Regions from separate parts of the Mus musculus genome. Here region 2 is linked to region 1. Evidence: chromatin loops called from intact Hi-C (ENCODE). Cell type or tissue: heart. All regions are shown on one strand.

Evidence for each region. Peaks named below come from ENCODE experiments on the same cell type or tissue, not always from the same donor. Only the 100,000 strongest peaks of a DNase experiment are listed, where the experiment ranks them.
Region 2: a loop joins it to region 1, with 2.2 times the contacts of the local background. A loop is called at or near these places in 2 of 42 quality-filtered maps.

What each region holds. Positions count from the first base shown.
Region 1 is chr12:58,798,767-58,806,766 of GRCm38, forward strand. No RefSeq gene overlaps it. Among named protein-coding and RNA genes, the nearest start is that of Sec23a, 210 kb to the right of the region's middle. In heart, a CTCF peak has its summit at 3,863 (motif pointing left); a DNase peak (open chromatin) is centred at 3,865.
Region 2 is chr12:58,944,376-58,952,375 of GRCm38, forward strand. No RefSeq gene overlaps it. Among named protein-coding and RNA genes, the nearest start is that of Sec23a, 64 kb to the right of the region's middle. In heart, a CTCF peak has its summit at 3,070 (motif pointing left); no DNase peak of the experiment used is centred here; H3K27ac peaks cover 441 bases.

The DNA.
Region 1 (8,000 bases):
TAATATTGATACATGTATATGCTGTTTCTGAAGAGAGTTAACAGTGGGCAGAGTTGAACTGCTTTAAATTATTAAATTACAATTATTAAACTTGCATTTTCAGAATAGGCATTAAATTACTCCACTGGATAGCAGACCAAGAAATAAAATAAAATGAAAAGCAAGATTTAATTTTTACCTTGTACCAAACTGCATGTGTTCCTGCCTGGATTTGTTCAACCAAGATTTTTGAGTGTTACCAGTCACTACTAATAAGACCGTGACCCAGGGCAGGACGTAGCTCTGAGGCAGAGCACTTGCACACAGGCCTGAGTCTTATCTCAACCATGGTGGAGGGATCACCTTGCACTGGGACTGTTAGCATCATGGGCTTACTCTCCTGCACCGCTGCTAAGCCATGTATCTGGAAGGGCCACACAGGATAGAGAACATCCATACAGCAAACACTGATGACTTTCTGCGCCTCCTCTTCTTTCCCTTGTAGGAGACTGCTGAGTCTATACCCTCTGGGCAAGCATTTCACAAAACTGAGTGCGTGCCTGCTCGTGTTTCAGACCTCTTCGCAGCACAAGAGCATTCCCCAAGGGGGGTTGGTTTGGTTTGGTTTGGTTTGGTTTGGTTTGGTTTGGTGTGGCCCAGTTAGAGTAGGTATGGCCTTGTTGGAGTAGCTGTGTCACTGTGGGCATGGGCTTTAAGACCCTCACCCTAGCTGCCTGGAAGTCAGTATTCTGCTAGCAGCCTTCAGATGAATATACTGAACTCTCAGCTCCTCCTACATAATGCCTGCCTGGATGCTGCCATCCTCCCCCCTTGATGATAATGAACTGAACCTCTGAACCTGTAAGCCAGCCCCAACTAAATGTTGTCCTTTATAAGACTTACCTTGGTCATGGTGTCTGTTCACAACAGTAAAACCCTAACTAAGATATAATCCATCATGAAGAAAAGTCAAGGCAGGAACCTGGAAGCAAAAACTGAAGAGAGGGGCTGGAGAGATGGCTCAGCAGTTAAGAGCACTGCCTGCTCTTCCAAAAGTCCTGAGGTCAAATCCCAGCAACTACATGGTGTCTCACAACCATCTGTAATGAGATCTGATGCCTTCTTCTGGTGTATCTAAAGACAGCTACAGTATACTTACATATAATAATAAATAAATCTTTGAGCCAGAGCAAGTTGGGCCATATCGAGCAGAGGTCCTGAATTCAATTCCCAGCAACCACATGATAGCTCACAACCATCTGCACAGCTACAGTGTGCAGTAAATAAATAAATAAATAAATAAATAAATAAATAAATCTGAAGAAGGAGGAGGAAGAGGAGGAAAGAAATTGAGGAGTGCTGCTCTTTGGCTCCCCATAGTTTACTCTGCTTTCTGTTTTCTACAACTTATAGGGGCCAGGTCCTCAAATAGAAATCATTAATCAATACAATTCCCTACTGACTTTCAGTCAGGCAATTGGATGGAGATATTTTCTCCATTGAAGTTCCTTTTTCCAGATAAATCTAGCTTGTATCAAGTTGAAAGAAGAAGAAGAAGAAGAAGAAGAAGAAGAAGAAGAAGAAGAAGAAGAAGAAGAAGAAGAAGAAGGAGAAGGAGAAGGAGAAGGAGAAGGAGAAGGAGAAGGAGAAGGAGAAGGAGAAGGAGAAGGAGAAGGAGAAGGAGAAGGAGAAGGAGAAGGAGAAGGAGAAGGAGAAGGAGAAGGAGAAGGAGAAGGAGAAGGAGAAGGAGAAGGAGAAGAACCAGCTAGGATAGGCACAGTTTTCTGAGGATCCTGGGCTAGATCGATAACCAAGTATTATTGCACATTTTGGGTTGTTTCTCATATATGCTGCAGGCAGCTGTCTTGCTCATATGCTCACCATTACAATTACTGTCTCTCAAACATGTTTAATGCCATTGCTTCTTTCTGCACTCTTGCTTGCCTATTCAAACCCAATCATTTCTCATTCTTTCTTCCCTTTCCCACCCTCCAAAACAAAACAAAAACCAAAAAAAAAAAATCTCAATTGTGAAGTAGATGGACACACATTTAAAGACATAAGCACACATTTGAACATAGCCAAAAATAAACATTGATAATACTCTAGAAGCTACAACATGCCCAGTTCTGATGTAAGTTCCACTTCCCAGGAAAGAGAAGTTATTTCTTCAGGTAACTGACAAAGTCCATCAGTGCTTCATCAAAGTAACAGGTGCCTTGGAACTGTCCCCTCCTGACACTCTGCAGGGGCTGTCACTTACACTTAAACCCAAAATAAGGCCACAAATTTTACACAACTTAGAGCCAAAAGATTCCCCCATACATTCCATCTCTTTTGTCTAGAAAACAGCAAAACTACCAACCACCATAAGAAAAGGAAATGAAAGTTGCTTCTCACAGCAGAAGGTGCCTTAGATTTCAGTGTCTCCCTTGGGAACACACACCAATACAGGGAAGATTTAGAGCAACAGGTAACTGTCCAAATAGCAGCTTCAAGATGGATAACCCTGCCCAGATCTGCAATCAACTGACTCCTCCTCCTGAGAAGTACTTCTTTTTCCACTTTATCAGCAAAGTGTTTACAACATCATCACCAAGCCCAACTCCTGGGGTAGACTGACAGGTATTGATTTACCTTCCTGAGGACCACAGGCTTCAGTGAATCATACTTATTGGAAACTGAACTTTAAATACTCATAGCTCTAGAAATAAACTGTGAGGTTCAGACTGATTCTTTCTTTCTAGGCGATGGTGATTTACAAATGTCCACCAATTTTGACAATCAGGACATGAAGAGTGAAGAAGGTCTCTCTATCTTACCTTTCCCATGTTTGTCAAAAGAAATTCTCCCTCCCCTCCCCCACCCCTCTTTATGTGTTCCTGTGGTGAGAGAAAGTGAATGTGTGTGAGAGAATATATGTGTATAAGAAAGTGTGTGGGTGAGTGAATGTGCGTGAGAGAACATGTATATGAGAAAGAGTGTGTGTGTAAATGTGTGAGTGTGTGAATGCATATGTGTGCATGTGTGTGTGCATGTGTGTGAGCGAGTGTGTGTACATAAGAGAGTATTTGAGAAAATGTGAGTAAATGTATCTGAGAGAGAGAGAGAGAGAGAGAGAGAGAGAGAGTGTGTGTGTGTGTGTAAGGACAGGGAGTAGCCAACTGGAGCCACTGAAATACAAGGCAATGGGACCTGAACCGTCTGGGAAGTATCTGTGCTGATGGTTTCATCTAATGAATGTATCATATGTTGGCCACGTGTCCTAAGCCACAGCATAAGCTCCACTAACCATCGGCCTTTCTCGTTTTTATTGTGCAATTCTACTCTAGAAATTCAAGCTTACATTTTGGGGTAATAGAAAGCAAGATCACCAAACTTTGTATATCATCTTTGTCAAACCATTGCTCCTTTTTAACTGCTTTAGGAATTCTTCCATATCTCTGTCCTTATGTTCCTGGTCACTGCAAGCTCATTTCAAATGTGACTTCTCCAGGGAAATCGTATGGGTTCCCCAGGTCACAACAGAACCATCAACATCATTGTTGGCGTACACTTGGGAAACACGCCCCTTGTGTCTTTATTTCCCAGTGGTCTGCAGGGAGGATTTTCCCTTCGAGAGTGACGTTTCTACCGTGTGGCAATTATAAGCGACCAGTGAATTTTTATTAAATAATGTTTTTCATTTTTGCTCTGTTGCCCCAATCTTCTGATGGGAGGACTTCAAACTCATGACATTTCATGAGAGACTATAACTTTCCAGTAAAATTCTGTGCTTGCAGAATTGTGAGCTCTTACAGCAGCATTCAAAGCTCTGCCAACTGTTCCAGAGCATGTGACAAGACTGGGTTATGTCCTGGAAGTACAGCGCCCCCTGCTGGTAAGGTTTTCAGCAAGCACAGCTGTGGTGCCTACAGGGCAAAGAGCCCCTTTGTGTAGAAACCTTAATGCTTCTAACTCCCACACCTTGCTAGGCACCAGATCACCGCGTAGTCATAACTATTTACAGACGATCACATGTGAAAAATATTAACTTTCATTTTACAGTCCATGAAGATCAGATGGAATACCAGCCAGGCAATAATCTGGTATATCTGTGTCATTGGGAGGTGTTTGTTTGTTTGTTTGTTTGGGTTTTTTTTTAATATGGAGCACTGAGATGTTTGAAATTTTTGCTTCACTTTCATTAGGTTCATAACTTAAGGTATCATGCCACTAATTTTCATAAACACCCCATAACTATAGCGGAAAATATAGAACCTTAATTCCTGCAGGGTTTCCTGATCCTACATAAAGCAAAGAGCTTCAAACAAGTTATGTCACCATCTTCCATCTTACAAAATTATAAAAAAAAAAAACTCATTTACTCACCTAAACATAATAATATATTATGTTAAAACAGCATGGCACTGTGTGCCTGTATGCCTTTGCGTACAGGTAGATGGTTATGCATACATATAGGTGGTATGTCTCTAATGTTATGAATAACATATTTCATATTCATGTAACTACAAGACAAAAAGTCAAGTTTCTCCTAGCTATAAGGAACCTTATAATATTTAGTAAATAACATGTGGCGTCTGCAGGCACAAAATGAGATGCTTGGCCAACGTGGGGAACTGTGACTGAAAACTGAGAAGCAGCCATGTCTGGAGAAACTGATCAGAATCTCACTCTTAAGGAGAGTTTGGAGTGTGTCACAGTTTCATATCCTTATCCTGGACCACTTCTAGCCATCCAGAGCAGCCATTCCTTGACCACTTCTGTGTTGAAACTAACATCTTGTGAGAGGAGATGGAAATCTTTTTGGAATCTATTAACTTATTGGACCATTGGCTTCCACCAACCCAAAAGCTAAGAATGTCATGAGATAGCAAAGATCTGTGGCAAAGCTTCCCCTATCTCTCCGCCTTTCAGATGTTCCCACCAGGGTATTTTAAACTTGCCCTGACTCACGCCTCTGTTCTGTAAACTTTAAAACATCATGAAACAAACTGCTTCCACACTGGAACGTGGAATTTGAGGTAACCTAAATCTGCCTTCCTGGACCGCGGTCCCTCAAAGTGGCTCCAGAATAAACTCTTCTCTTACTCCATTTAAGAGACGAGTTGTGGGTTTTACAGCGACAGGAATAATCAAAATGCTAATGATTTTCTTGAGTGGATGGCCAATTTTTAAGCTACTCCTAGTTCAATTTTTGTATCATTTATCTGGTTTCTATTTTTTTTTTTAAATAACCACGAACTACATGGTAATGGGAAAAGAAAAAAAAAAAAAAAAAACGAAGAACAAAAATGTCATAGATAGTGTTGCCAAGGGAAACGGACATAGATAAGTCCTAAACTCAAAATTAAAACTATCCTGCCTTGCAAGTAAAAGGGGTGCCTTCGGATGCAAATGTCACAGAGAGAAGCCTATTCCCAGTTGCCAATTACAGGAAGAAACATGCTGAGCCCTAAGGCTGTCCTCCCTGGAGCCACAGCTCCGGTTGTCTCTCCCAGACAGGCCCTGTGAGTAATGGTTCAGCCTCATTAACCTGGCAATTAATGATTAAGCCTATCTGCTCTTCATTAGGAAGCCAGTGGAGTCTGTCCCACTGTTGTCCAGGAAATGGGACTTAACTGAATGGCTCCTTGAACTGTTCCCCACCCCACCCCCAAAATAAAAAACGGAAGCAACGCGGAGACCCTTGAGTACCCTAATGGTGCTCAAGGAAGGGGGAAATCGGCCCTAAGCATTTGGCAAAGAAAGCCCAGCAATTTTCTTTTTAATTATTGAGATAAAAGAGTGAGCTTGATTTCATTTAGCTGTTCAAATAGAAATCTATTTAAATATTTAAACAGAAAAGCCTTCCTGATCTATCATCCTGCCCTCCTGTAACAGCTACGGCCTTTCCACGGAGGTAAATTTTATAGCGGATTTGGTTTGGGAAACTTCTATTTTATGGGTTCGAAATTGATTTCCAGAGCCTTGAGTGGAGGAAAACACACACGCAGTTGTGTGTTTGCTCTGGGGGGTAAGTCCACACTGTCTGCAGTACAGCGAAATCTCCTGCTGGTAAACAGCGCAGGGTTTGGTGTTTGGATTGCTTCTCTTTTATTAGAGATGTGTTCCTGATAATCCCTTTCATGAACCATTAAGGGCCCAAACCTTCCCTGAATGTCTGGCCTTTGCTCCCTTCTCCCCGAGTTTCTTCCGGCACCATTTTCCTCTTCTCTTATTTGGGCAGATAAAATTCAACCGGAACACAACAAATATTTGTGATGTTGTGATGTGCCCCACCCCCCATGATTTAACTCCCTCGGCAGTGTCTCGGTCGGATCTGTACACAATCTTTCCACTCACATCTAAGACAAATCTCTTCTCTTTCTGGCTCCAAGAGTCAGGCCTCTTGGCGTACATCTGCAATCTCTTCCTCGACAAGAGAATCAGGAACTCAAGGGCATCCTCAGCTACGTAGCAAGTTCAAATCCAGCCTGGGTGACCTGGACTGGGTGATCTTAATTCATGTGACAACATCCCAATTTCACTAAAGAGAGAGGTGGGAGTGTTACATTTAACTCATCCGTCTCCACTCCTGACAGCTTTATTCTACCTAGAAGGGCCACCCATTTCTTTGTCCAGCACAACCCTTCAACCTTGAGATTCTAGCTCTACTGTCAATGAAAGCTGATGTCAACTGAAGTGACAGCCTGACAATTGCTCCCAGTTGCCTTGAGCCCCATTCTCTCACTTTATAGCACAATTTCTCATTTCTGTATTGTTTTCTTCCTTTAAACAACACTACCAAGGGAACAGACTGTCTCTGATCACAGTGTTCTCCATCCCTAGTGTTCATAAGTAATAAATGAATAGGGCAGCCCTTCAGGGCCCGATTTGTTTGTATACTTTCATGTGTACAATAAAGAAATGAACAGATTTAAAAGGACATTGTGTGAGCATCCTCGCTTTACCGCACCATGTGATAAAGTCGGAACTGAACAAATACTATTTTAATCAATACTCGGCTGAGTGGCATTTATTCATATTTCTGTAGAGAATAGTGTGAAAGCAGCAATTTTCACTTCCTGGTTCCTCCTGGATAAATCAACTTTTCAAAAAGAAAAGTAGGGTTTTGTTGGTTTTATGGTTGTGGTGGTGGTAGTGTTTTGTTTGTTGGTTGGTTGGTTTGTTTGTTTTCCTAGCAACTCAAACTCCTTTCACCAAATTCTGCTCAACCAAAACAAGCAGCTGGCTAAGAGTTCTTTCGTATCCACTCAAACTCCCTCATCCCAAACAAATGTGGGGTTTTTTTTTCCCCTTGCTCTGCTGTGAGCTTCCCAGTGTCTCTTCCATACACATGTGCCAAAGACAGCTGAGAAAAGAAAGCTGAAGTCAGCGTTGCCTCATCCAGCAGTGAGATGTCCACAGATTTTTACATTCCTGCTGAATTTCAGCTTCCACCCTTCGTTGTATCTTTCTTCCTTGTGAAGTTCTTACCTCAATAATCATCCATTGTATTTTCTCCTCTACGCTTCTCTGTGGTTTACACAGCTTCATTGAACTTCCTTAGAAAAATTGCTTTCTAAGCTTTGAAATTAATTCCCTTGTTAATTAGGTTCAATTTTATCCAGTTCCTGTTAACCCCAAGGCAAGATGGAAAAATCCACTCCAAGTCCACAATAGCATAAAACACTAGCAAGTTCCCAGGCTGACCACTAGGTATGGTCCAGGCTGTCCCTCATCCATCACCTATACAAACACTCTTTGGGGACATATGAAAATAGGAAAGAAAGAAGAATCCTCATAATTCAATTTTTAAAAATTAGCCTGTATTATGTGAGTACCACCAGGGTTTGGGAGGGAGGGGGAGACAACAGATGTTTGGTCACTCTGAACAATAATAAAGAGAAATGGCAAGTTTAATACCACTAATGGTCACCTTCAGTAGGAACATTGGTTTGGTTTTACTGATTCACTGCTGAAAAGCCCATGGCCAATTCAACATTCGGGTGTTTTGTACAGCCACAGCTTCAATGAAC
Region 2 (8,000 bases), 150 kb after region 1:
TTATGAAGGCCAACAGCTAGCTAAAGGACCTGGTCACCATCTGAGCTGATGTCTCCTGGGATGGGATTGAGAGAAAATCAACAGGTAATGGCAGCCAGCCAGAGAGCAAATGCAATGACCTTCTAGGCAGAAGCTGCAGAAGACCCAATGTCAGTGAAGATCAACACAAGCAGTAGGAATCTTGGTTACTGTCAGGCCAAAGAGGAGGAGAAGAGCGCGTGTTCCCAGGCCAAGCACCCTGCTGACAGCTCAGGCCATTCACAGAGAATGATATGCTACCTACCTCAAGGCACTCCTTAGCACACGGACCACATGCTCTCTGTGGGCAGTGAGTGTTCCCTTCACCTTGTCAGTCACAGCTAAAGACATTATCAGTTTGCCCTTCGTAGCGCATCTCTGTGACGCGCTACGAAGTAGTGGGTATTACTATGTATTATTTCCTTCTCTGTAAAAGGCAGGAGACAATGTAACATGGCTCACACACAAGCCTCCTGTAACCACAAGGACAGACAGTCTTACAGGGCATTTATTACATACCAGGCAGGATTCCACTCTGCCATTCAACTCTTTAACACTTCTGTGTAAACCTGGGCTTTCCTCCATCATACCTGTACCAGAGATGTTAAAGGACCTGCCCAGATTTACATCGCAACAGATAGGAAAGCCAAACCTTGGACCTACTTGGTGTCCCAGAGTCTCTGCTACACGCTGTCACTTCCTATTTGTGTGTGAAATTAACATGAATGGTATTTCTCCATAAAAGAAATGGCCTCCTCTATCTGTTTCCCTGGGTAAAGATACATTTGATAATGCTGTTTCGTCATGTTTAAAGGCTGCAATGCTTTTTAGTTTAAAATACTTAGTGGATGAGACATACAAGAATTGTGAACCTATAAACTTGATTGAATATGGTAAATGAGGATAATAACTACTAGAGCAGAAGAGAAATTTCTGATCCCAGAACTACTAAGAAAAACCTGATCATAATAATACAGACGTGGTCTACTCCTGTTGGAATTAGCTCTTTATCTTTTAAATATCCTGCATGTACATTGAAGTGCATAACCACCAATACTCTAGAACAGTTGTTACATTTATTATTGCTTTTGAAAATAATCACTAAATAGCATGACCGGTTCCCATAATGTGGAGAGAGAAAGGGAGAGAAGGGTGAGGGAGGGAAAAGAGGAAGTTTCATGGTAAAGAACCAGGTTTCTTCAACAACAACAAAAAAAAAATGGGGGAAGCGGGGACTGTGTCTGTGTTCTTTTTCTTTTAGTAACAGGTTTTCTACTTAGCACATTTGTCTTGGTAAAGGTCATTTCTTCAATGGTGTTTAGATGGTTGAACAATTGAAATGACCTCCCACATCTGAGGCATTTATTATTTTCTTGCTGACAAGGCCGGCCTCAAATGGAGGAATCAATTCTTCATTACTGAAAAAGAAAAACAAACCGAAAAACAAAAAAAGAAACATTGACTTTCAAAATTCAGACAATTTTCAGGGCAATTCTTGGTTTCATTTAACAATTATAAGAAAGACTGAAAAGCTTCTATGATCCTTCAGTCCTAGTAATATCTTTTTAAGATTTATTCTTTCATTTTATGTATATGAGTATTCTGCCTGCATGTATGTATGTGCACTACAAGTGTGCCCAGTGCCTGCAGATGCTAGAAGGGGCATTGGATCCCCTTGAACTGAAATTACAGTTTTAAGCTGCTGTGTGGATGCTGGAAATTGAACCCAGGACTTCTGCAAGAGAAGCAAACGTTCTTAAGTACTCGAGCATCCCTCCAAGCTTCTGGCAATACTTTTTTAAAATGCTAAGGACTGAAGATGTCGGTCAGTTGGTAATGTGTTTGCCTAACATGTGTAAAGTACTGGGTTCAGTTTCTAGCACTCTATAAACCCACTGCAGTCACACACACACACACACACACGCACCCACACACACACACACACACACACAAACCTGTAATCACATCACTTTGGAAATCGAGGTGGGTGAATCAGAAATTCAAAGTTATCCTTAGCAACGCGTGGTGAATTGAGGCCGTTCCAGGCTACTTGAGACCTTGTCTTTAGAAGACAATTCTGGGGTCTAGAGAGTTCAGCCGTTGAGAGCACTTGCTGCTTTTACAGAAGGACCTGGATTCAGTCCTCAGAACCCTACATAGGATGCCTCACAGTCACCTGTGTCTCCCAGCTCGGCTGGGTCTCAGCTGTTATCCTGTGTGGGCACTGTCAGTCGGGTACCTAACGCACACATGCATATGATTAATAATAAAATAAATCCTTTTGAAAAGGTCTCTATACGAACTGTTATCCAAACTAGATCTAGCCAATACCTAGAAACCGCTGATTGGAAACAGCTAAGATTCTCAGGATTTACCTAAGTTGCATATCTGTACAGAGGACCTCCACTCACAAAGGTAAGTGATTGGTGCAAGCATGGGAACTGAGACAGCTTTGAAGGATAAAATTGACCACTAAATGTAACTTTCAGACATAAAAGTCATGACATGACAGTCTCCCTGCTGTGGCTAGCTTTTGCTGGAGAGCGGCATCATACCTTGAATGTGTATTCAGGCTGTAAAGAAAATGGAAATGTAGCCAATGTGTTAGACATTCTATGAAAATATGTTGGTCAAACTTGCGGTCACACCTCGAGATGCAAAAAATGACGTGACCCTCACACAGACTTCCACGGGCTGCAGGCTCACAATCGCCACTTTTAAATGAGTTGAGTCACAGAGAAAATTAAAAGCTTTATGTATTTACCGTTTTCCTGTGGGAATATAGACTTTGAAAGCTTTTCACTTACGATGGAGCGCTAAAGTGTTTTCCCATTATGTACCCTTTCAGGAAATTGTATTTTACTTTGAGTCCAATTATTTCAGACAGAAACAGATATTAGCTTTCAAAAATCGAAGATTAGCAAAGCATGAATGTTGGTAGGGGGAAAATCACAAAAAGTATTAGGGGGGGAAAAGTCAAAATTTAAAGTACGAAAGAGTCCTGAGTTTCCTGTTGTGTGGTAGCTACTGCCCCCTGGTGGAGTAAAGGTGCTAATGCGGCCATCGGCTTCTGCTGCTCAATGGACATGTCTTTCTGAAGTGTTATTCCATTTACTTTCAATGTATTTTTTTTTCTTATTTCATTTCTTTAGTAATTGCATCTCTTCTTTGCTGAATGTTTCATAAGGAGCCAGGGTGAATTTAAATGTTCACTCAACCCAAGAGCTATGGGAGCAATTCTCCAAATCAGTGGACGACACAACCCAGAGAAACATAATGGCGCACCCATCTCCCAGCAGAGCAAAAACACGCAGAATAATCTGCATCTCTTGATGAGGTTCGGCCCTCAACCCCTCTAAAGTTTAACAATAAAGAACGCGTGGCTAGAAATAAAACTGCCTCACTAATTTTGTGAAATCACAAGATTCAGAAATAAAGGACAAACTCTAAGGCCTGAGTCACCTAGCTCATGGAAAAAAAAAAAATCTTCCCCTGATTATTTGAAATGAGATCATGATTTTCCTCCCAGAGAGTTTTGAGGAGGACGAATGATTAAATGCTGGATGCCTCTCTCCCTGCAGATATATGGCTGGTAGGTTATTTCTATTTCTAACTTTCTCGAATCATCAGCAACTGGTATTTTTAGCACAGGGCTCTGCTCTATAAACCACCTCACCTCTGGTTTGTCAGCACTCGTATCACCTACACACATTGCATAGAAGACGACCGAATGCTAGCATCTCTGAGCTGACATTTTCAGGGTTATGCAAGGCAGGGTAGTGTTATATGAGAATGTAAACTCCAAGGAAGGACTCTCCTCACTAAACACCATGCTTTCTCATGGCTGAAGTCTACAAAGGATACCTCACCGAAGAACAAAGCCAAGGGGCAGAAACCCTCAGAACATGACAGACCACAGGATGCTGTAACCTCAAGTCACCACTTTCACTAGGAGCAGACAGGAGCTCTTCCAAAGCACCTTTAAGACAAGCATAGGTTTTCTAATTGTTTATTACATATGTATTGTGTGGTACCATACATGTCTATGTGCACTTTTACCTACGTCTTCTGCATGCACATGGATGTATAGGTCCACATGTGTGTGGAGGCTAAGGTTGACAATAGATATCTTAGTTGACGATTTCTGTGTGTGTGTGTGTGTGTGTGTGTGTGTGTGTGTGTGTGTGTGTGTTTCCTCTTTACAGGCTTCAAGCTGTTTACCTGTGTTCTCTTGTATTTCTTTTTTTATTAGATGTTTTCTTCATTTACATTTCAAATGCTATCTCCAAAGCCCCCTATACCCTCCCCCGCCCTGCTCCCCAACCCATCCACTCCCGACTTATATAATGAGGCAGCGTCTCTTGCTGAACTTCTACATTGCTGATCCACCTAGTCTAGCTATTTAGCTTGTTCCATAGCGTCTGTGTCTCTGCCTCCCGAGTACTGGGAACCAGCTTTTATATGGTCCTTGCACTTGTGTGACAAGTGTTCTCACCGCAGCCAAAGCACAGATTTTCATTAGAATTGGTTGATATTCAATTCTTGTCATTGTACACATGACTGAGAAAGCATACTATATTCCACAAATATATGCAATCATTGCATGTCTATGTTTAGAAAAAAACAGCTGTTAAGATTGGGGGAGTGGACAATTTATAAGCAAAATCAGTAAGAATAAAAATATTTGGGCTGGCAAGGTGGCCCAGCAGGTAAGAGCACTGATTGCTCCTCTGAAGGTCGTGAGTTCAAATCCCAACAACCACATGGTGGCTCACAACCATCCATAATGAGATCTGATGCCCTCTTCTGGTGTGTCAGAAGTCAACTGCAGTGTACTTGTGTATAATAATAAATAAATCTGTGGGCTGGAGCGAGCAGGGACTGAGCGAGGGAAGTTGACTGGAGCGAGTGGGGCCAACCAGAGCAAGCAGAGGTCCTAAAAATTCAATTCCCAACAACCACATGAAGGCTCACAATCTTCTGAACAGCTACAGTTATATTCACATACATAAAATAAATAAATCTTTAAAATGAAAAAAAAAGAATGAAAATATTTTTTAAAAGTTGTATGTTCAAGAGAGTCATTCTGGAGCAAGGGTTGGAGTCTCGGTAAAGATCTCCATGAGCCAAACGAAGAATACATAGAACAGAGCCAGTCCAAAGAAGCTGTCTTAGAACCATCCTTAGAGCCGGGCGTGGTAGCACACGCCTTTAATCCCAGCACTTGGGAGGCAGAGGCAGGCGGATTTCTGAGTTCGAGGTCAGCCTGGTCTACAAAGTGAGTTCCAGGACAGCCAGGGCTATACAGAGAAACCCTGTCTTGGAAGAAAAAAAAAAGAAAGAAAGAAAAGAAAAAGAACCATCCTTAGGAACCGGAATAATGAGAACGTTGCATATCATTCAGACTCTTCTGGTGCATAAATGTATAGCAAATGGCTTGGACCAATGTCAAGATAATATAGTAGACCCTATGTGAGCCCTGAGCTAAGTCATACATGAAAACATAGACAAATGATTTTGTAACTCTGCACAGGATGAGGTGAGGCCATTGTTAAATGGGGCTGTCTGTAATGAGAGGCTTTTAAGTGATGCAAATATCAGCAGCCTGAGAGTCCCCAAGTATAGGTCAGATGTCCCTCATACTAAGCCAGTGTAAAGGGATACGTGGAGACAAAAAAATAAAGTAGCTTTTTTTGATAGGACCTGGTAGTGTAGTACAGCGATGGCGTGTGCTTAGCATTCATAAGACCGTTAGCACACAAGCTCCGTCTTTACACACACACACTGCTCAGGGTCAGGAGGCAGAGGCAGGCAGATCTCTTCAAATTCAAGTGAAGCTTAATATACAGTGAGTTGCAGGCCAGCTATAGCTACATAGTGAGAACCTGTCGCAAAAAAAAAAAAAAAATCTACCTTCCATAATTATTTGGCCCTTATTTATTCGCTGTGCGGGTCACAAAGGCCTGTGTTGAATCATGTGTATTTCTCACGACTGATAAAGACCATCTGTGGTTAGGAGGTCAGATGACTCCGAAGGTACAGATGCCACCCAACCTGATGACCTGAGCTTAATCCCTGGAGCCCACCAGGTAGAAGGAAAGAATTAGATCCCACAAGTTATACTCTGCTCTCCACACACAGCTGTGCACACAAACAAATAAATAAAGGTAACTTAAAATGTAAAGTCCTACTTTATTCAGAAAGCTGTAAATATTAATTCTGCTGGATATTGTTAAATGAGATACCTCAACTGTGTGAAATTTACCTTTTCTAAGCAAATGGATAAGATGAGAAGGCATCTCCCGGAACTCTGCCCAATACTGCCACAATATTTCACATGTAGCTTGGCTGGGGAATATTGACTCCCTATACATTCCAATGCAGTCAGGCCAGAGGGTAAATCATTAGTCACCAGGACCTTTGTTGCACAGGTGAGTTTAATTTATCTCAAATAATGAGTAGTTATTTCAACAGTGAATGCATTTAGGAGCAATGGTAAGAGGAACCTACAGCCATGCTTCAAGATTTAGCACAATCTGGGAACCATTTTGCAGCAGTAGCCACTGCCCAGTGTCCCACCATCAATTCGCTGCTTCTAGATGATGTTTCTCCTCTGTCTCCCTGCTTTCTTCTCATTACAGAATGCCTAGTGACTTCTGATTTCTCCTCTTCAGCCCCTTCTATAATATAGCTGCTCATTAACCACAATTATCCTTAGGTTTTCAAATTTTTCCATACTAAGCCATGACATAGATCAGCAGCCAGTGGGTAGTATAGAAAACTGGGTCACATCCCTTGGCTTAAGGGAGAGACTGACATTGGTTGCTTAGCTCAGCAGAGCAGCAAATAAGAGAATGTGAACACAATCACTGACAAGTCTAATCTCTTGTGCTGATATTTTACTCTGGATAGGTAATTATTTATTATTTTATTATAGGAAGAGATCTGAATATGACATACATTAGCTGCTTCATTATCAAATATATTTTGTAATTACCTTCTTGACAAAAGTTTCCTTTGCACGGGTTTTAACATATCCCCATTTGACAGTCACCACTTTAATAATCCAACCATAAGAAATACATCAACTTGAGCATCATGACACACACATTTAGTCCCAGCACTCAGGAGTTTAAGTTTAAGGCCAGCCTGGTCTACATGCTGAGCTCCAAGACAGCCAAGGCTACATAAGGAGACCCTGTCTCAAAAAAGAAGTGAAAGAAAAAAAGGAAGGAAAGAAGGAAGGAAGGAAGGAAGGAAGGAAGGAAGGAAGGAAGGAAGGAAGGAAGGAAGAAAATGCATCACTTCACAAAGCTATTATTTTGTGGAAGACCTTGCAGAGGGGTGGAGATTTTCCAATCCAGATTCAGGAAGATTCTTCAGTGTTACAGACAGCGAATAACAGACAGTTAGACCCAAAGGTGCTGATGGAGAAGCAGATGTAGCTGTCACCAGACAAGCTGAGTAAGCATAGCAGTTGTGCTCACCTTTCTTGCCAAAGAACCTGCAGTAATAAAACAATAGGTCCCTGGGAGCATGCTAGACTGTAGACTCCAAGTGGGAGCTAACCATCAGACCCCTTTGCTGTGAGCATGTGGGGTGTGGGCACAGGGCTCAGTTAAATGGAATGGAAATGACCCCTTTTAAATAGAGAAGCACTGCACAGCCAACATAAAGCAGAAGAAGTCTCTGGTCAGCTCACGGGGAATATAAGTATGAACTCATAGCTCACACTAAAATATAAGTGAAACATGGCCAGAGAGAGCCATGCCTATGCACCCTGTGATAGTTGACTAACCAGGTTCTAAGCATACCCAAGTAGGAGCATTCCATAGTACAAGGTGTCATTCTTCTACCCAGCCCTAATAAGTGAGACCTTTCTTAATTAAAACAAGTTTCTTTCTTAATTAAAAACAACTATTAATTGAGACATTTCAGACTTTATTACCCCGGATCTTATTTTCTCAACATCCCTCTTAAAA